2 separate regions of the Homo sapiens genome follow, and region 1 is linked to region 2. The links are chromatin loops, found by intact Hi-C in ENCODE. Cell type or tissue: endothelial cell of umbilical vein. All regions are shown on one strand. Links, peaks and the distances in the headings refer to the core of each region. The heading gives the core; the rest is flanking DNA. Region 1 overlaps ERG (ETS transcription factor ERG). Region 2 overlaps KCNJ15 (potassium inwardly rectifying channel subfamily J member 15).

The links. A loop is a pair of places that touch in the nucleus more often than their neighbours do. Peaks named below come from ENCODE experiments on the same cell type or tissue, not always from the same donor. Only the 100,000 strongest peaks of a DNase experiment are listed, where the experiment ranks them.
Region 1: a loop joins it to region 2, with 7 times the contacts of the local background. A loop is called at or near these places in 1 of 110 quality-filtered maps.

What each region holds. Positions count from the first base shown.
Region 1 is chr21:38,378,416-38,383,801 of GRCh38, forward strand. It overlaps ERG (ETS transcription factor ERG), which reads right to left. Exons shown (of 10, transcript NM_182918.4): 10 at 1,621-5,386. The coding sequence ends at 4,988. Among named protein-coding and RNA genes, the nearest start is that of LINC01423, 35 kb to the left of the region's middle. In endothelial cell of umbilical vein, for the core only: a CTCF peak has its summit at 2,198; a DNase peak (open chromatin) is centred at 2,186.
Region 2 is chr21:38,297,847-38,303,164 of GRCh38, forward strand. KCNJ15 (potassium inwardly rectifying channel subfamily J member 15) reads left to right here. Exons shown (of 3, transcript NM_170736.3): 3 at 1,398-5,318. The coding sequence starts at 1,416. The coding sequence ends at 2,543. Among named protein-coding and RNA genes, the nearest start is that of KCNJ15, 44 kb to the left of the region's middle. In endothelial cell of umbilical vein, for the core only: no CTCF peak of the experiment used is centred there; no DNase peak of the experiment used is centred there; H3K27ac peaks cover 352 bases.

The sequences.
Region 1 (5,386 bases), core at 267-5,266, 81 kb after region 2:
TTGGCCAATGGGCATCCCTGCTGAGCCCACCTTTAGTCCAGATGTTACCTTTCTGGATGTTCATTCATGCATATAGCTGCAAACGTTTTCCAACAGCTTGATATTGCTAGGCACTGTGCTGGGTCCTGAATCAATGGGTGATAAGGGTAATCCCACTTTCAGCAGAGACACTGACAGCCCCTACTTGACATGGTCCTGGGTTCTCTCATTCCCCTTGTCTCTCCCCACTGAACCTGCACTAACTGTCCTATGTCCCTCTTTAAGTGTAGGCCCAGAATTGATGTTGCAGTCTAATGTATAACAAATAAGTCCTCGTTTGTGACCTGTTTCAGAAAATGCAACCTAAGATTGGGCAGTCATGTCACCTTCCCGTTTAATTTTCTGTCCATATGAGGCAAAATAGCTTAAGATTAAGAAAAAGCTTTTGGAATTAACTAGCCCTGGAACAAGCATTTGTTGCACCTCTTACGCTGCAGAGCTGGGCAAATTGTTCAATCTGTCAAGACATTTTTTTAAGTGTACCGTAGGGGCAGTTGGAAGGAGTAATGAGGCAGTGTGTATACAGCACCTGACCTAGTCATGGCTCATTAAAAGCTGCTATTCTACATCTCATTGCTGTCATCTCCAAAACGCTGAAGTCTTTTCACATGTGCTGCTGCTCCATCAAACTCCCAGATGTTTTGGGGAGGACTGGATGGAGGTCCTAACACCTTCAAGATCTAACCCGTCACCTCAGCCTGTTCTTTGGCATCCTGGATGTGTCACATAACCTATTGTCATCTCAGCCCCATGGCATTTGGAGCTGAGATCAGGATAGCTTCTGTATCCTCATCTGAGTAAAGTATGACCAAGTAAGTTCAAGGGCCGCAGCCTGGGGTTTAATCCTGCGACCTCCCTTCTAGACGAGCATCCATTTTTTAATTAGTACTGTTTGGCTGTGCTTATTCAATGAGTCATGAGTCATAAACTTGTAACATCTCCAGATTGTTTTATGAAGTCATATCAGGATGAAATTCTGCCTACCTACTATTTCTGTATTATCTTCTTTAGGAAACATGCCATGTGGCTACAGAACATGAAAAAACCATTTTTTTTTTCCATAAAGTTTCTACATATAACATGCTTCCTGCAGAAGTTTGTAATTCACATATTCTAGCACTAATTATAATCAGGTAATATTATGACTTTCTCCAACAGAATAATAGTTTAACATTTTTTTGTGAGAAGATAATGATGTTTTACTCAGTAAAATGAGTTTAAAATTACAAGTTAGAAAAGTTTATCTAGTTGTTTCTATATAGCATTAATCTGGGCTGCTTTGTCAAAAATTTATTTTATTTTTGAATCAGGGTGTCACTCTGTCACCCAGGCTAGTGGCGTGATCACAGCTCACTGCAGCCTTGAACTCCTGGGACTGCAGTTGTGCACCACCATGCCCGGCTTTTTGTATTTATTTATTTTTTTGTAGAGACTGGGTACTCTCATGTTGCCCAGGCTGGTCCCGGGCTCAAGCGATCCACCCGCCTCTGTCCTTCAAAGTGTTGGGATTACAGGTGTGAGTCAACAAGATTTCTTTAAACCAAGGTTAAAAGATAAAAAGAAGGCACAGAATTTGGTGTATTTTTGAGTAGTCCAAAGTAATTTTTATTCTCTAATTAGTCACCTCACGACTTTATTTGAATGAATTAATGAGAAGCTAAATAAACTAGCTTTTTAAAAAATATTTTCTTCTCTTTCTCCAGGCAATGGGTCACTTTGGGGCGCTGCAGAACATCTGTGCTTTCCCTGTGCCCCATCACCTTCCCAGCTCCTGAGCTGTAGCCATCTCTGCTGCACCTGCTGTCAGAGGGCAGCTCCTCCGGCTCCTGCTCCTGGGTTGCAGGTGCCACATCTGTGCAGAAGGCTTAGGAGAAGCAGTGAGCCTTCTAACTGCAGCAGTCCTGACAAAGCACTTTGTGAACCCCTCCGGGACATAAGGGCATCAAACTAGGAACAAAAACACAGTCTTGACTGTGATTTGGTGATTTTACCACATACAAGGCCCGAAAGCCAATTGAAGACAAGAAAAGAAGACAAATCTCTTGCCAGCAGGAGTAAGATTGTACAGGAGTCTGAGTATACATCAGGGCAAGCCAAGAGACAGGGACAAACAGAGAGAAAAGGTTCATGCAATTATGAATATGACCTGGAGGGGGCTTTGGAATTAGATTACAACAGTAACAGAGAGTTAATGCCATTTTGAAACAATTTAAGAATTATGTATTTGAAGGAACTCAGTATTATCATGTTATCCAAAATTATCCCAGTTGCTCATAAGACTTGCTAATAACCTGGACTGGGGGTGGAGGGTTGAGGGATCTAATGGAAAACATCTGTTAAAATTGAATATGATAATCATGTCTTGTTTTTATGATCTTGCTCATGAGACAGTCTTGAAGAGAGAACTGAGTGATTATCCAAGTAAATGTGTATTTCTATGAAGAATGTAGGTGTGTCTTGACTTTGCATTCCAAAATAAAAATGACTGATCTTTTCCATTAGCACAGTTTGGGTCAGCCTAACTGCCAGCTTTCATGATTGTATTTATTTATTTTCCCTAAGGAGATACGGGCACTTTGTGGGCCTTCCCAGGCTGCTGCAAAATGATGGATGGTTGGGCTCCGTCTAATCCAAATGACACGGGGTGTCAGGAGCATTGGTAATCGTGTCCTGCCGACTTCAAAGCCCACTGCCAAAACATCCACAGCACAGAGGTTTGGCAACTTCACATAATCATAGCAAAAGGACTGCAACGTGAAAAAAACAGGCCCTGAAACAGCTATGAAAAGGGCCAGTTCAGAAACCTATTCAGCTAAGATGTTTCGGCTAGCGCCTTCGCACGGTCACCTTGTATTTTCACCTTTTGAGTTGCCTTCACCTGGACCAAGGTTGGCAGCATTTGTGATTCAAAGAAAAGATGCCCAGGGAAACTGACTCTAGATTATGGAAATAAACATTGTCTTCAAGGGATAGCCAGCAACATCAGGCTCAGGGCTAGTGAATCCCAAGCCACAGTGCCCAGGTAACTCTGATGTAGCAGGACTAAAGCTGTCTACCTAGTGAGAGCTCCTGAAAGAGAAACCCCGCAGCAAATCTAGACGTTATCCCTTGTTTCTGTAAAGTGAGAAATTGCAGCTATCCATGACGCTTTATTTGCCAGTAATAATACAGTTTGCCTTACGAGTGGTAGCTTGTTCACTGTTCAACAAATGTATTTTAATCATAGCAGGAATTAAGGGTGATTTGTGACCAGGTGCTGAACTAGAATTTCTCAATGACAACCCCAGCTTCATAGGCCTCTTTCCATTCCAGGCATAAATATGGAGGCTCCAATGTGAAACCCGGGGTCCTTCTGTTCCAAAAGGGGCTAGAAATAAAAGACAGGAGGGGAGGCAAGAAGGACCTGGAGAGGCTGACGCCATTTGGGTGCCAAACATCCTATTTCCTTGGCTCTCCCTTGCACAAGTTCCTGGACAAAGTAAATTATAACACAAAATCCACAACATTCAGCACATGTTTTCATTAAGCAACTTTAGTCACTAAAAAAAGTGCAAATGCAGACTCCTGTATAAATCTGATTTGCCATGCTAGGCCAAGCTTATTTTATTACATACATTCTGCATTCTAAGAACTAATAACTTCATATTGTAAACATTAAGCATACAGAGTTAAAATTCAAGGCCACATTATATCGATTGTCTCTTTTGTCGTGTGTCTTTGGCTGGCCGAGATCAACTCGTAGTGTATAAATGCATAAGTTATATAATTATTATATAAAAAGGGGGAAAAACATTGACTTGTATACTTCATTCTGACAAACGCACAGCGTTCGCGACTCAAAGGAAAACTGGAGGCCGCCTACCCAAAATGCCTGCGTGATTTCTGATTGTGGCAGCCAAGAAGGCCATCTCTTACCTGACCCTGTGGAGAACAAAGCCCCCACATAATGATGAGGTCCTGAATGTTTCTCTTAAATATCAGACAATTCCAGTTAAAATTTTCATTTGACAAACAAAGAAAGAGATGCGCATTTTTGTTTCTGAATTCTACTACTTCCCCTTTCTCCATTACGCTGTGTCCTTTCTCCTAACACTGGGTTTGGTATAACACTGACTGCATGAACCCTCGAGTCTCCATAACTCATTGTACACAGTCCCCAAATGTCCTGAGTCCAGTCTTCATTGCTTGAGAAGTTTCTTTCCCAGCCCTGGTCTCCTCCTTCTCTGCCTCTTCCTCCTCCTTCTTCACCCCTCTGTCTACAATCACACGCTCACTCTATACACATCCTCAGTCCCACCTTTTAGTTCATAGTCCCGGTAATACTGTAAAGGAGTTGGAAACTTTGGGTCATCTTCACAGTTTGAGAAAGCTGACAGCTGTCCATCAAACGGAATGTATTTGATTTCAACCAAAACAGCACATGCCATGCAGTTGCATATCAACGTCTGTTGATGGGCCACAGTCTCTCTCGTGTCTTTTCTCTTGTTTTTGATATGTTTCTATTTTTAAATACAGGTAGTTTTCCTTAAAATGGCATTATAAACGGTATGTTAGGTCAAAACTGTGTTGTTTCTATTGCTTTAGTTTCATCCCAGTTTGCATTAGTGGGATTCCAAACTCTACTCTAAAGTTTATACATTTCTTAAGACCACTTTCTTTGGCACTTTGTCCTTAAGACTTCATGCTTCTACATACACTGTCTTTTACAAGGTCAGTCCACAGATGATATGTCCATATTCGTGACATTTTTAGCATCCTCCTCATTTCTGTAGTAAGACTTCAGTAACTCCCTCCCAAGAGTCTTTGGATCTCTTCCCCGGCTTCCTTCCCCAGCCCCAGTAAAGCTTTTTTCATTCCTCTTGAGGCACTTTTGATTCATGTTCTCCGATAGAGTTTGTGGCGATGGGCTGGTGAATGCACGCTGATGGGAAAAGCCTCCGCCAGGTCTTTAGTAGTAAGTGCCCAGATGAGAAGGCATATGGCTGGTGGGGAGCCTAGTGTTGGGGTATATACCCCCAGTTGGTGAATTCCAGTATGGGTTTGGGGCAGCAAAAAAACTGGAAGATGTCACGGGGAGGGCTGGAGGGTGGGGCGCCACAAAGTTCATCTTCTGTGGGTGGGCGTGATAGGAGCCCATGTACGGGAGGTCTGAGGGGTACTTGTACAGAGATGACTCCGGGGGGTGGGGCTGGAGGGCCTGGGCGATCCCGTGGAAGTCGAACTTGTAGGCGTAGCGCTTCCCATGGACCTTGGTCATGATGTTCTTGTCATAGTAGTAACGGAGGGCGCGGCTGAGCTTATCGTAGTTCATGTTGGGTTTGCTCTTCCGCTCTCCCCAGCGCCGGGC
Region 2 (5,318 bases), core at 319-5,318:
ACTCTTAATAAAGTAACAGGAAAATTAAAATGCCCAGCAGACCCATTGCCTCCTGAACAGGTGTTTGCTGCTAATGGATACAGTTTCCATTTCCTTGAAGGGATTTGCCCAGAGGATTACTTTCACAACTTCTATTGAGATAATACTGCTCTAACAGAAAGAGCAATGCATGAATCTGTATATCAGTTCCTTAATAAAAGGGAAGATTTTTTTAGTTCCTAAAATACCAATGAGGTGAAGAAAAACATGCCACCCAGGTAAAGTTACTCTGTAATCACCCGCATTATCTTTTTCAAGGAATGTGGGGGAAATTTATGTCAGTCATCAGGCAGGTACTAGAAGATGCTAGGGGCCTCACAGACAGCTTGTTCCCGGCTGTTAACATGGAGCAGAGCGTTCCCTGGGGCTGAGCATGGGAGCCCAGCACTTCTTATAGGTAGGTCTTTCCTACTATAATATTAGATGCCTACACTTATTGACTTTTTCATTTGCTCTTTAAAATAGATTTCTTCTGCTGGTTCTGCTTAGTTCTAAGGAGTAAGGTAGAATTTTGGTGCCATACCTAAATATCACGTCTAAAATGACATTGGTAGCACTTTTCCAAGAATAACCAGCATATTGATCAAGCCATTAATAAAGCCTAATTATTTGCTTTAAGAATGTTTTTGGTTGTTTCAAACTGAGTTTTTTCCAAAGTCATAACAAAACTAGGAGAGGCTGTAGATTCTTAATTATTCATTAGATTAGGGGGAAAACGAATTGCTATTACAAAGAATATCATGCAAAAAATAGGTTTTAAAAAATGCATTACTACTGAGTTTTAAAAATGTATACTAACATTCTCCATATCAAGAACTGTTTCATGGATGGTAGATTTTAGTTATAGCAGTACTGGACTTACACTCAGTCAAATAATTTTAAATTTTCTATAATTGGGAATACATGGTAGCTGAATATAAGCAAACATATTACTCTATGAAATAAATGCATAAGAGTTTGTTATCACAAAAAACAGCATAACATTATTTTTTTGAAACACAAGGCTCTGTTTTAACACTTTACCTTGTTTAATAGTAACAAAACCCCTGAGGAATAGGTTGTATTGCCATTTTAAACACTGGAGAGCAAAGGTCCAGAGAGGTTAAATAGCTTTCTGCAGGTCACACAGCTGATGAATTGCAGAGTCAGCATTTAACCCCGGTCTGCTTTTCTGCAAAGCCTCTGCTCCTCACTCTACCCTACCGACCACCTAAGTATAGATCAGTTAATCTTGCCTTCAGAATTCTCCTTTCTTGTGTACTTCCATGTACATTCATACTTACTTCACATGATGATTCTATTTTCTGGAAGTTCCACCACATATGGCGATAATGAAACATCTTTGTCATTTCTCTAAGTGTTTCCAGAGCCTGGCAATGGATGCCATTCACATCGGCATGTCCAGCACCCCCCTGGTGAAGCACACTGCTGGGGCTGGGCTCAAGGCCAACAGACCCCGCGTCATGTCCAAGAGTGGGCACAGCAACGTGAGAATTGACAAAGTGGATGGCATATACCTACTCTACCTGCAAGACCTGTGGACCACAGTTATCGACATGAAGTGGAGATACAAACTCACCCTGTTCGCTGCCACTTTTGTGATGACCTGGTTCCTTTTTGGAGTCATCTACTATGCCATCGCGTTTATTCATGGGGACTTAGAACCCGGTGAGCCCATTTCAAATCATACCCCCTGCATCATGAAAGTGGACTCTCTCACTGGGGCGTTTCTCTTTTCCCTGGAATCCCAGACAACCATTGGCTATGGAGTCCGTTCCATCACAGAGGAATGTCCTCATGCCATCTTCCTGTTGGTTGCTCAGTTGGTCATCACGACCTTGATTGAGATCTTCATCACCGGAACCTTCCTGGCCAAAATCGCCAGACCCAAAAAGCGGGCTGAGACCATCAAGTTCAGCCACTGTGCAGTCATCACCAAGCAGAATGGGAAGCTGTGCTTGGTGATTCAGGTAGCCAATATGAGGAAGAGCCTCTTGATTCAGTGCCAGCTCTCTGGCAAGCTCCTGCAGACCCACGTCACCAAGGAGGGGGAGCGGATTCTCCTCAACCAAGCCACTGTCAAATTCCACGTGGACTCCTCCTCTGAGAGCCCCTTCCTCATTCTGCCCATGACATTCTACCATGTGCTGGATGAGACGAGCCCCCTGAGAGACCTCACACCCCAAAACCTAAAGGAGAAGGAGTTTGAGCTTGTGGTCCTCCTCAATGCCACTGTGGAATCCACCAGCGCTGTCTGCCAGAGCCGAACATCTTATATCCCAGAGGAAATCTACTGGGGTTTTGAGTTTGTGCCTGTGGTATCTCTCTCCAAAAATGGAAAATATGTGGCTGATTTCAGTCAGTTTGAACAGATTCGGAAAAGCCCAGATTGCACATTTTACTGTGCAGATTCTGAGAAACAGCAACTCGAGGAGAAGTACAGGCAGGAGGATCAGAGGGAAAGAGAACTGAGGACACTTTTATTACAACAGAGCAATGTCTGATCACAGGGGCGCCATCCAGGTTTAACCCTGCAAGCTGTTTCCACATCAGAACTCCCTTCAAACACAAAGATTGCTGTGAAAACGAAAATGTGTAGACGCACTCTCAAAAACTGCACGGACATACAAAATCAATCTTTTCCTTTGATCTTGTGGCTAAACCAGCATTTCTGTGTTTGAGAGATTTCCTGTTAGGTGCTTCGTCTGAAAGTGAACTCTCATAATTCAAATTGTATAAAATAAAGCTACATTTCTAAGAGCTTGGTGTAGGGCAATTGGAATAATGTCCTGTTAGATAAACAGACATTTAGCAATCCTGACATTAAAAGGAAATGTATTTCTATACAAGATTATTAGCTGTAATACAAGATATTTATTTAACCAATGACCTTATGGCTGAGAGTTGAATTGTGGTTCAGTATTCATTGATCTCACTGCTTTAAAACATGCTCTTTTTGTTCAAGCAGGAAAAATATTATATCTAATTATGTCTATGTGGTAATACCTAAAAAGAGGTAGAGAGACTCTATGTTCACAAAATATAGTAATTTCATTTTTACCTTTCTTCAGTGGACTGAATTGTATGGAAGGAAATTGATCAGATCTGTAATTCACAACTGTGGAAACCTACACAAATGGGGCTGATGCCATTGTTTCCTCTATTTTATTTTATTTATTTTTGAATCCACTATCTCTTTCCATTCAAAATATTTCCATTCAAAATGTGGTTCACAGACCCGCCACATCAGCACCATCCGAGAGCTTATTAGTAATGTGTAGATTCTCATGTCCCAGCCAGACTTACAGAATTGGGGTCTGTATCTTAACAAGAACCCCAGATGATTTGTGTACAAATGAAAGTTCGAAAGCTGTGCTCTGGACAGTGTTCTCAAAGCAACTTTCTGAAGCCGTGTGGAAAACTGACTCTGTGTGGGTCCCGTATCCCTGTGGCATCCAGACCTGGCCTCTCTTCATTTCATTATTATTGGCCAATATTTCTTTCAGCCATTTCATTTCTTATCTATTAAAATGGCTTGCCCATAAAGGAACTGCATAGGATTATCCCCTGACATTCCAAGAGCAAAATAAAGCTCTTGAGAGTAATTGTTGTCTCAGTCATGCTTGCTGATTACAGTTAGCACAAAAGAAAAATTCAGCTGCCTGACAATACAGGAAATGTTCTCAGATGCTGATGTTTGTAAGGTCCGGTGGGGCCATGAGGAAGAAGAGGAGCTGAAGGTAAGAAACTCATAAACAAGATGACTCTTTGATGCATGAACAAGATTTGAAAATCTCAAGCCTGTAAAGAATACCCCTGCTATTTAAATAAAGCTCATACCAAGAGGTAACATTTTGCCCCGGGCCAAATTCAGGGGTCTAGTGCCCTGCATTCCTTTGAGGCAAAAAATAAATGGGCTATGACTGGTTAAATGTCCAAAAGGTGAATTCTCATTTCATTCAAACAAAGACAGATTTGCGCATTCACTCAAGCAGAATGTGGCCATGAATATTCAGCCCCTGCATACATACAAAGATGTACGCATGATTCCCCCCACCAAGCACACACACAGTCACACACGCACACACACACACATGCACACACGCGCGTGCACACACGCACACATGCACACACACATACGCACACGTAAACACATGCACACATGCACACACGCGCACACATGCACACACGCACACACTTGCACAGGCCCTGGCTCTTCAAGCATAATCATGGTAGTCATCAGTGAAAGACATTTGAGGTTAAGACAGCAAGTCCTTGACAAATATGTTCATGTCTATTTGGTTCTAGTTCTATAAAAATATGAACATTGGGACTCAGAGAAAATGGGGAAAATAAAGTGGATTCAGGTTATCAGTGAAATGATGGTATAGATTACAGCAAATCTGGATATATATTGATGTTACTGCATTTGCAAATGTCCTCCCATTAAACAGAAAATGTGGCTAAAATCCCTGGCCTGGAACTGAACTAGTTTAAGGCAGGTGTAAGAATAGTGGGAGGAAAGTTTGTGAAAGTTTAAAGAATGCCCTCAATCCATGAACGAGAGGGAGGATGTTGTCTTTAATTATTTAGAAGGTTTTTTTTTCCTTGTCTGTTGATAATTTTATGGAAGGTTGCTTTAGATCTCCATTCCTTAAAAAAATATTACATGTCAGTGTAGTTAGATATTATCTCTTTTAGTTATTATACTTGCTATTTTTACTGTATAGTGTGGTATAATCAACAAAAAATAATGCCACGGGCATGTTTACACCTTTTCTGTTGCACTATTAAATTCTTTTCACAGTATTCATATCAATGCTAATTTGAATGTGATGCCAATTAAAAATCTTGTTCATTTATATTGTATATGGTACAAGGACGTAGCATAAGATCCAAAAAAAATTTTGTATTGTCATTTAGCATATCAATTTCAGCCAAATTTGGAAGACTTGATCATCTTATCTTTTGCTCTACACACTCAAAACAAATATTGCAGCAGAAATATCACCTTAAAAATATCTTATTTTATATTTAGATAATATTGAAATCACAGTCTATTAAAATTGGAAATTTAATTCAAATAAAAATCAAACAAAATAGTTGTTTCAATTTATCTAAATATCTGGTCTTAAGAGTGCCTTAAGAGTGTCTCGTTTTTAAGAGTGTCTTAAAAACCAATATATGTATAAGTCAACAAATCATATAATATTCAATAAATAGCTCTGAAGTTGTATCTGATTTGAAACTTACCATTTTCCTGGAACCTTAACTATTAT